Linked DNA regions of Homo sapiens: region 2 is linked to region 1. The links are chromatin contacts, found by Hi-C or POLR2A ChIA-PET in ENCODE. All regions are on one chromosome and are shown on one strand. The core of a region is the stretch at or near the end of the contact, and the rest is flanking DNA. Distances in the headings are between cores, read along the strand shown. Region 1 overlaps PTGFRN (prostaglandin F2 receptor inhibitor). Region 2 overlaps PTGFRN (prostaglandin F2 receptor inhibitor).

Region 1 (2,700 bases), core at 5-2,504:
CAGAAGGAGATGGCTTAATGTGCAGATTAACTAGCCATTCTGCTAGGTTCTCTGTTTTAGACATATACTAAATTGGATCAACACAAAGCATCATTTGTCCCCCATAGTAATTGAGCTTCTTACAGAAACCCTTCACACACTTAAGATTTATGTCCTCAGCTTTTATAGAGGGTGGATATAAGAAACATCCATTTAAACCATCATTTAGGGCCTTTTGTAAAAGAACAGTTGAAAGCCCTGTCTATTATCTTTTCCAATGCCCCAAAATGAAAAAGCACATGATAAATTCAATGCCAAGAGAAAGTTTGTCTTGCTGAAAGAGTTAATGTTTTCCTTCCTCAGAGGAGAACTGTATAATCACATCTTTTTTTTTGTCTCAACTCTTCAGAACTTCAGAGGCAAATTCAGTGCTCAAATATAATAACTAATTCATACCAACCACCTTGCAATATCTATTCTTCTTTTACCCTTTTGATCTTGATTTTATGTCTCCTGCTTTAAACTGTACCTCATTTTGCAAGCCAACTTAAATCTTTTTTTTCTTTCCCTTTAAAGTAGGACATACATTCTAAGTAAAAGAGGTTTTTTCTCAACATCTAAAACATTATCATGATCCTCTCAGTGGCTGCAAGTGCTCTGGACTTGCCAGGCCCATTCATGTCATTGCCCCGTCTTCCTGCTTAGCACAGTGGAACTCTAGAAGACCCCAATCAGCTTCAATCCCCTCACCTAGCTCAGTACACAAGCCCCAAGCAAATGAAGACAAGAACTACCCAGCTCTTAGGACTATGCTCTGGAGTTTCAGGAATGAAGCTGAGTCCCAAGGCCAAAAATATTTTCACATTGAACATTTAATGCATATAAGGTCCTTAGTCCAGTGCCTGGCACACAGTAGATGCTCAATAAATGGTAATTATTCATTTTAATCTGTCAAGTGGCAAAACTGAGTTTTGCATTTTACCTGTGTAGCAAACCAACTCTCTCGAAAACTTTTCTGTGACAACATTCCAGAGTTACATGACCTAAGACCACCTATATCAACAGAGTGCTTGTCAGGTTGTCTGTCTATCTTTTTTGGTCACTTCTCGGTTACCTTATATTGGTCCCAAGTTGTATGTGGTATGGTATCCGTACGCATATACATGCACATTACATATCTAGAGACAACCATGGAGTGTCAGGCCAGGCTCACTGGCTTCTGGACAGAGTCCAGCGGGGAAGTCTTTGAGAAGGGTCTGCTGCTATGCTCATGCCCTACCCGCTCCTGACAAGTGTCCAAGCAGCTGTAATGGTCTGAGTCATAGGCACAGGGAAGGAGGAGAAGTCTTAAGAGGAAGAAAAAAAAAAGAATGCAATTGTTTTTCATACTACTCGCTCTTTCGTTAGGTTTACTCAGGGGCAAATATCTCTGAATATCCTAGGAGTTGAACATTACTGCTTTCTTAGCAATTCTAGCTTTCCTATGCACATATTTTAACAAAATCCATGTGTGGGTACTGGTTTATTTACCCGTTCAGCTAATATTTATTGAGTGCTTATTACATGCAAAGCAGCAGGGAAGGTGCAGGTTCTGTATCTGTTAGCATCAGTCAGGAAAAGCACACTGATGACTTTCACAATGGTAGTAGCACTCCAAAGGAAAACAAATGACGGGATCCTTTGGATAGTAACTGAGCCTTTTCCACAATTTAGTCTCTTTATTTCTTTTCACTCTCTGGAGAACACAGCTACCAACAAATCCCTTCCAGTTAAAGGAGCCCATTCCTCCTAGAGCTCCGCTCCTGTTGTCTGACAGTCCCTGCATCTCCCCCCGGGTATGCCGGGATCAATGCACACGTACTTCAAAGAAGCCTCAAATTGGAGTGCAAGCAGCACTTTCAATTAAAAAAAAAAAAGTCCTCGAGTTGGGATTCAGAAGCTGAAGGGGGAGCGGGTACGGAGAGCCAGTGCTGGGATTTGACAGCACCATACAATACACTAAGGATCAGAGCTGTGAGACAAATTCAGCTCCAGAGATGAAAAATCTTCTTTTGGTGCTGACAACATCTGTTTTATTTTGAAGGTTGCTAAGGAGAGTTCTAGCTGGGCCAACATTGTTCCAGTTCAGTACTTCATAGTGACTCTCTTGCATGGGGTTCAGACGGCAGGAATAAAAAGCTTGCCAGATAAACCCCGCTTCTTTTACTTTTCAGATATCAAAGGATTACTTTGCTAACAGGGCTGATGAACACCCTGCCTCGTCTCCATCGGAATCGGATTGTCCCTTCCGCTTACTCTCATTGCTCTTCTTCTCCCTGCCCCCTCTGTCTCCACTGGCCAACTCCCCATCTTTGCCAAATAAAGGCTTACTGGGGAGGAAAAAAAAAAGGAGAGCGAATATGCCACTAACCCAAGAGAAGATTTCCATGCAGAGATAAGGAATAGATAAGTATGAGTTGGAGGTCATAGCAGAAGAATCAGACAAAGGAGGAAATGGTTTCCTGGCCTTTAAAGATCTGTTTTGCCTGCTAATAATCAGAGCAATGCCAAATGCCTTTATCAGGGCTCAGGCACTCACGGACAGTAGAGAGATCAAAACAGGGGGGAATGTGATGAAAGGCCTGTCCCATCTCTGTAATAATGGAGGTGGGGAGCGAAGCTTTCCACACCCAGCTTGACCCCATCCCTCCTTTGATTACTTGCAATTACAAGACATAACAA
Region 2 (2,856 bases), core at 24-2,523, 35 kb before region 1:
GAAAAGGTCATAGAAAAAACATGGTGCTTCTAGGTAATTTCTGATTCCTTGAAGTCAGTCAGTCTTGCAAGTAGCAATTTGCCTTCAGGTTAAGGAGCCCAAGCACGTGTGAAGGACATGGCATATCTGTGGGTCCCCCTGCAAGACTCTTGGTGACCAATGCCTTTGCCCCCCACAATGGGCAAGAGAGAGGAATAGTGGTGGCTTCTTTAGCCTAACTTGCACCTGGCACCACTCTGACCCTCCTGGCCCCAGCTGCGTAAGAATAACTTCGTGGGATCCCTCTTCTGCTCCTCCTGGAGTCCCCTGAGACACAGTGGCCTCACAACTACTGGAGCAGGTATCTGATCCTTTCCTTGTCCCCATCCTCCCCTTCCTTGCAGCCCTTCTTACTGCCCTGGACAGAGGTGGCTGTGTATTTTTCTTCATATTCATTCTTAAGGCTAAGGTGGCAAGATAAGGTGCTCAGTGGAGAGCCAAATTGTAGATTCCAGGGCTGCCATTTCAGTGCTCTCACAGAAAACAAATACAAAAGAAATGGAAAAGGGGCAGAGAAGCAAAAAAAAAAAAAAAAAAAGCAGTTGGGCTCAATAAGAAGTTATATACTCCAAGTTTGGATTTCAAATGTAGTCTAAACCCCTGAAAACAGGGGGTGGGGTAGGGTCGTAAAAGCCACAAATTAGCCTTCGGCACAGGTCTGTGTTGTCTGTCAGCCGGGTAGAGGGTGGCGCTCAGCAGCTCTCTGAACACGTGCCTCCAACGCGGAAGCTGGCTCTCAGGCGGGCAGGCACATTCTCACTGAAGATAAAGAACTCCGCATGCCATCACCCCTTCCTCACCACAACCCCGCGAAACAAAAGCTATAAACACACACAAGTCAGAGGATCTATAAACCAGTGGGAGAAAAAAAATTAGATGAAGGTTAACCATTAAAAAGCTGCAGTTGGGAAAACACACACTCGATTGTTACATCAGAAAGTGCCGTGGGAAGAAGAGCCGTGTGCTGGTAAACATGTCCGCGCTCAGAACTTGACATGCAGAAAAGAGAGAGCGCCAAGTCCCACCTGAGATTAGAGAGGACTGGTTTTTAGTGTAACACACTTTGTTTTAAAATATCACTGTCCTCTTCTTGCCCCAATTGCTCCTAGAACGTCCCTCTGTCACTCCCCTCCCGGGCCAGCCTAGTCCATCTCCATCGACATGAGCCTGCGGCGCTCGCGCCGTGTCTCCTGAACCTCCTTCTTACAACACCAGTGGGAGCTGCAGTACCCGATGAGACAGGACAGGAGCCCGATGACCGTGGACAGACCGACGCCGATCAGCAAGGGATACTTGAAGGCGTTCAGCACTGGGAGGGAGAGATCAAAGGGGAAGCCAGTCAGTGCTGCGAGGGAGGCCGCTTTGGGGGCACCCTCGCCTCCCTTCCCCACTGGAGCAGGATCTCCCGAGAGATAAGGTCTCATTCCTCCTGCATCTAGCACCTAGCACACCACTGGAGACAGGAGAAGCTCAGCCTTATCTGTCACAAAAATGAGCAAATGTCTTCCTACCCAGCTCTGCGGGGAGAATAAAAACCACAAAGAAGATTTCACTCGATGCCTTTGAATGTCAACTTGCTTTTTAGGGTTTTGGCAAAAGATTGATTTTTAAAAGTCAGTATAAGGGCACCGCACGTTCAGCAGCAGATGCATCCTTAAAAAAACCATGCATAAATCAATCCTATGCATCAAATAACTGAAGTGTACTAAGGGAGCTATTTTAAGTAACACTATACTAAATTATCTAGCAAAGTGAATAATCACTCCCCTGTTTGTTAAATCTGGGTTTTTATACGGAGTTACTTCAAGCAAGGAATTCCTAAGATGCAAAATATGGTACAGATGATTTAAGTGTCAGAAATGCACAAACACCATTTAGACTCCACCCTTGAAATCCCACCTTCCTTTCCCCATAAGTACCCATGCTCCTTGGGTGGACGCTGCCACTGGGCTAGGTGCTTTACGTTTGCTAAGGTTTAATTTTCGAAATAGCCCCATAGAAGACTATTATCCCATTTTACGAGAGAAAATGGATCAGAAAGGCTAAGTAGTCTGTGGAAGAGCTAGGGCTCCAATTTCCATCTGACTGATCACTAGGGAAACACTCAAAAGGCTTTTACTCATCCTCGGAGGCCCCTGGACTTTAATTCTCTTTATGGAGTTATTTCGACTAACATGTACTTTCTGAAATTTTCCACAAAGGAGACATGTTTTTTGTAAACCAAGGAACAACTGTCCCCACTCTGGGATGCTCAAGGAACAAAGCTCTGACTGTCTAGTTAGGTTGACCCTGGTGTTCATCGTGGGCCAACGAGGCTGGGAGCTCATCCTCCCATCTTGGGGCTCCGTGAAGTACCCACTCTGTGCCACTGACTCCAGAAGGAGTCTCTTTTTTTTTTTTTTGAGATGGAGTATCCCATTGTCGCCTGGGCTGGAGTGCAATGGTGCGATCTCGGCTCACTGCAACCTCCACCTCCTGGGTTCAAGCAATTCTCCTGCTTCAGCCTCCGAGTAGCTGGGATTACAGGCACCCGCCACCACTCCTGGCTAATTTTGTTTTTCTTTTTTGTATTTTTAGTAGAGACGGGGTTTCACTATGTTGGCCAGGCAGGTCTCGAACTCCTGACCTCATGATCCGCCCGCCTCGGCCTCCCAAAGTGCTGGGGTTACAGGCGTGAGCCACTGTGCCCAGCCATGAGTCTCTCTTAAGAAGCAAAACCAGTGGTAGTGAGAGTAGCAGGTCCCTAAGCTATAGCCTCCCCTATTGACCTGAGCCCTCTCTCTCAAGGCTGCTCTCTGCCTGTGCCTAGCAGAATCC

The links. Hi-C counts contacts between places; a loop is a spot of excess contacts on that map. ChIA-PET counts read pairs that join two places held with the same protein, here RNA polymerase II (POLR2A). Pooled maps may share reads with other maps.
Region 2: a map of heart left ventricle shows a loop between it and region 1 (5-fold over the local background). The contact joins two enhancer-like sites. A Hi-C loop is called at or near these places in 3 of 168 maps with a recorded cell type or tissue (heart left ventricle, right cardiac atrium and sigmoid colon) and 2 of 50 pooled maps. POLR2A ChIA-PET finds 5 or more read pairs at or near these places in 8 of 52 experiments (CD4-positive, alpha-beta T cell, CD4-positive, alpha-beta memory T cell, activated CD4-positive, alpha-beta T cell and 4 more).

Annotation. Positions count from the first base shown.
Region 1 is chr1:116,950,310-116,953,009 of GRCh38, reverse strand. All of the region lies in intron 4 of PTGFRN (prostaglandin F2 receptor inhibitor), which reads right to left. Among named protein-coding and RNA genes, the nearest start is that of PTGFRN, 42 kb to the right of the region's middle. Within about 2 kb of position 1,254, at least 5 of the 41 ENCODE cell types and tissues checked have a DNase peak (open chromatin) inside an H3K27ac peak, as active enhancers do.
Region 2 is chr1:116,985,293-116,988,148 of GRCh38, reverse strand. PTGFRN (prostaglandin F2 receptor inhibitor) reads right to left here. Exons shown (of 9, transcript NM_020440.4): 9 at 1-1,348. The coding sequence ends at 1,182. Among named protein-coding and RNA genes, the nearest start is that of CD101, 15 kb to the left of the region's middle. Within about 2 kb of position 1,273, at least 5 of the 41 ENCODE cell types and tissues checked have a DNase peak (open chromatin) inside an H3K27ac peak, as active enhancers do.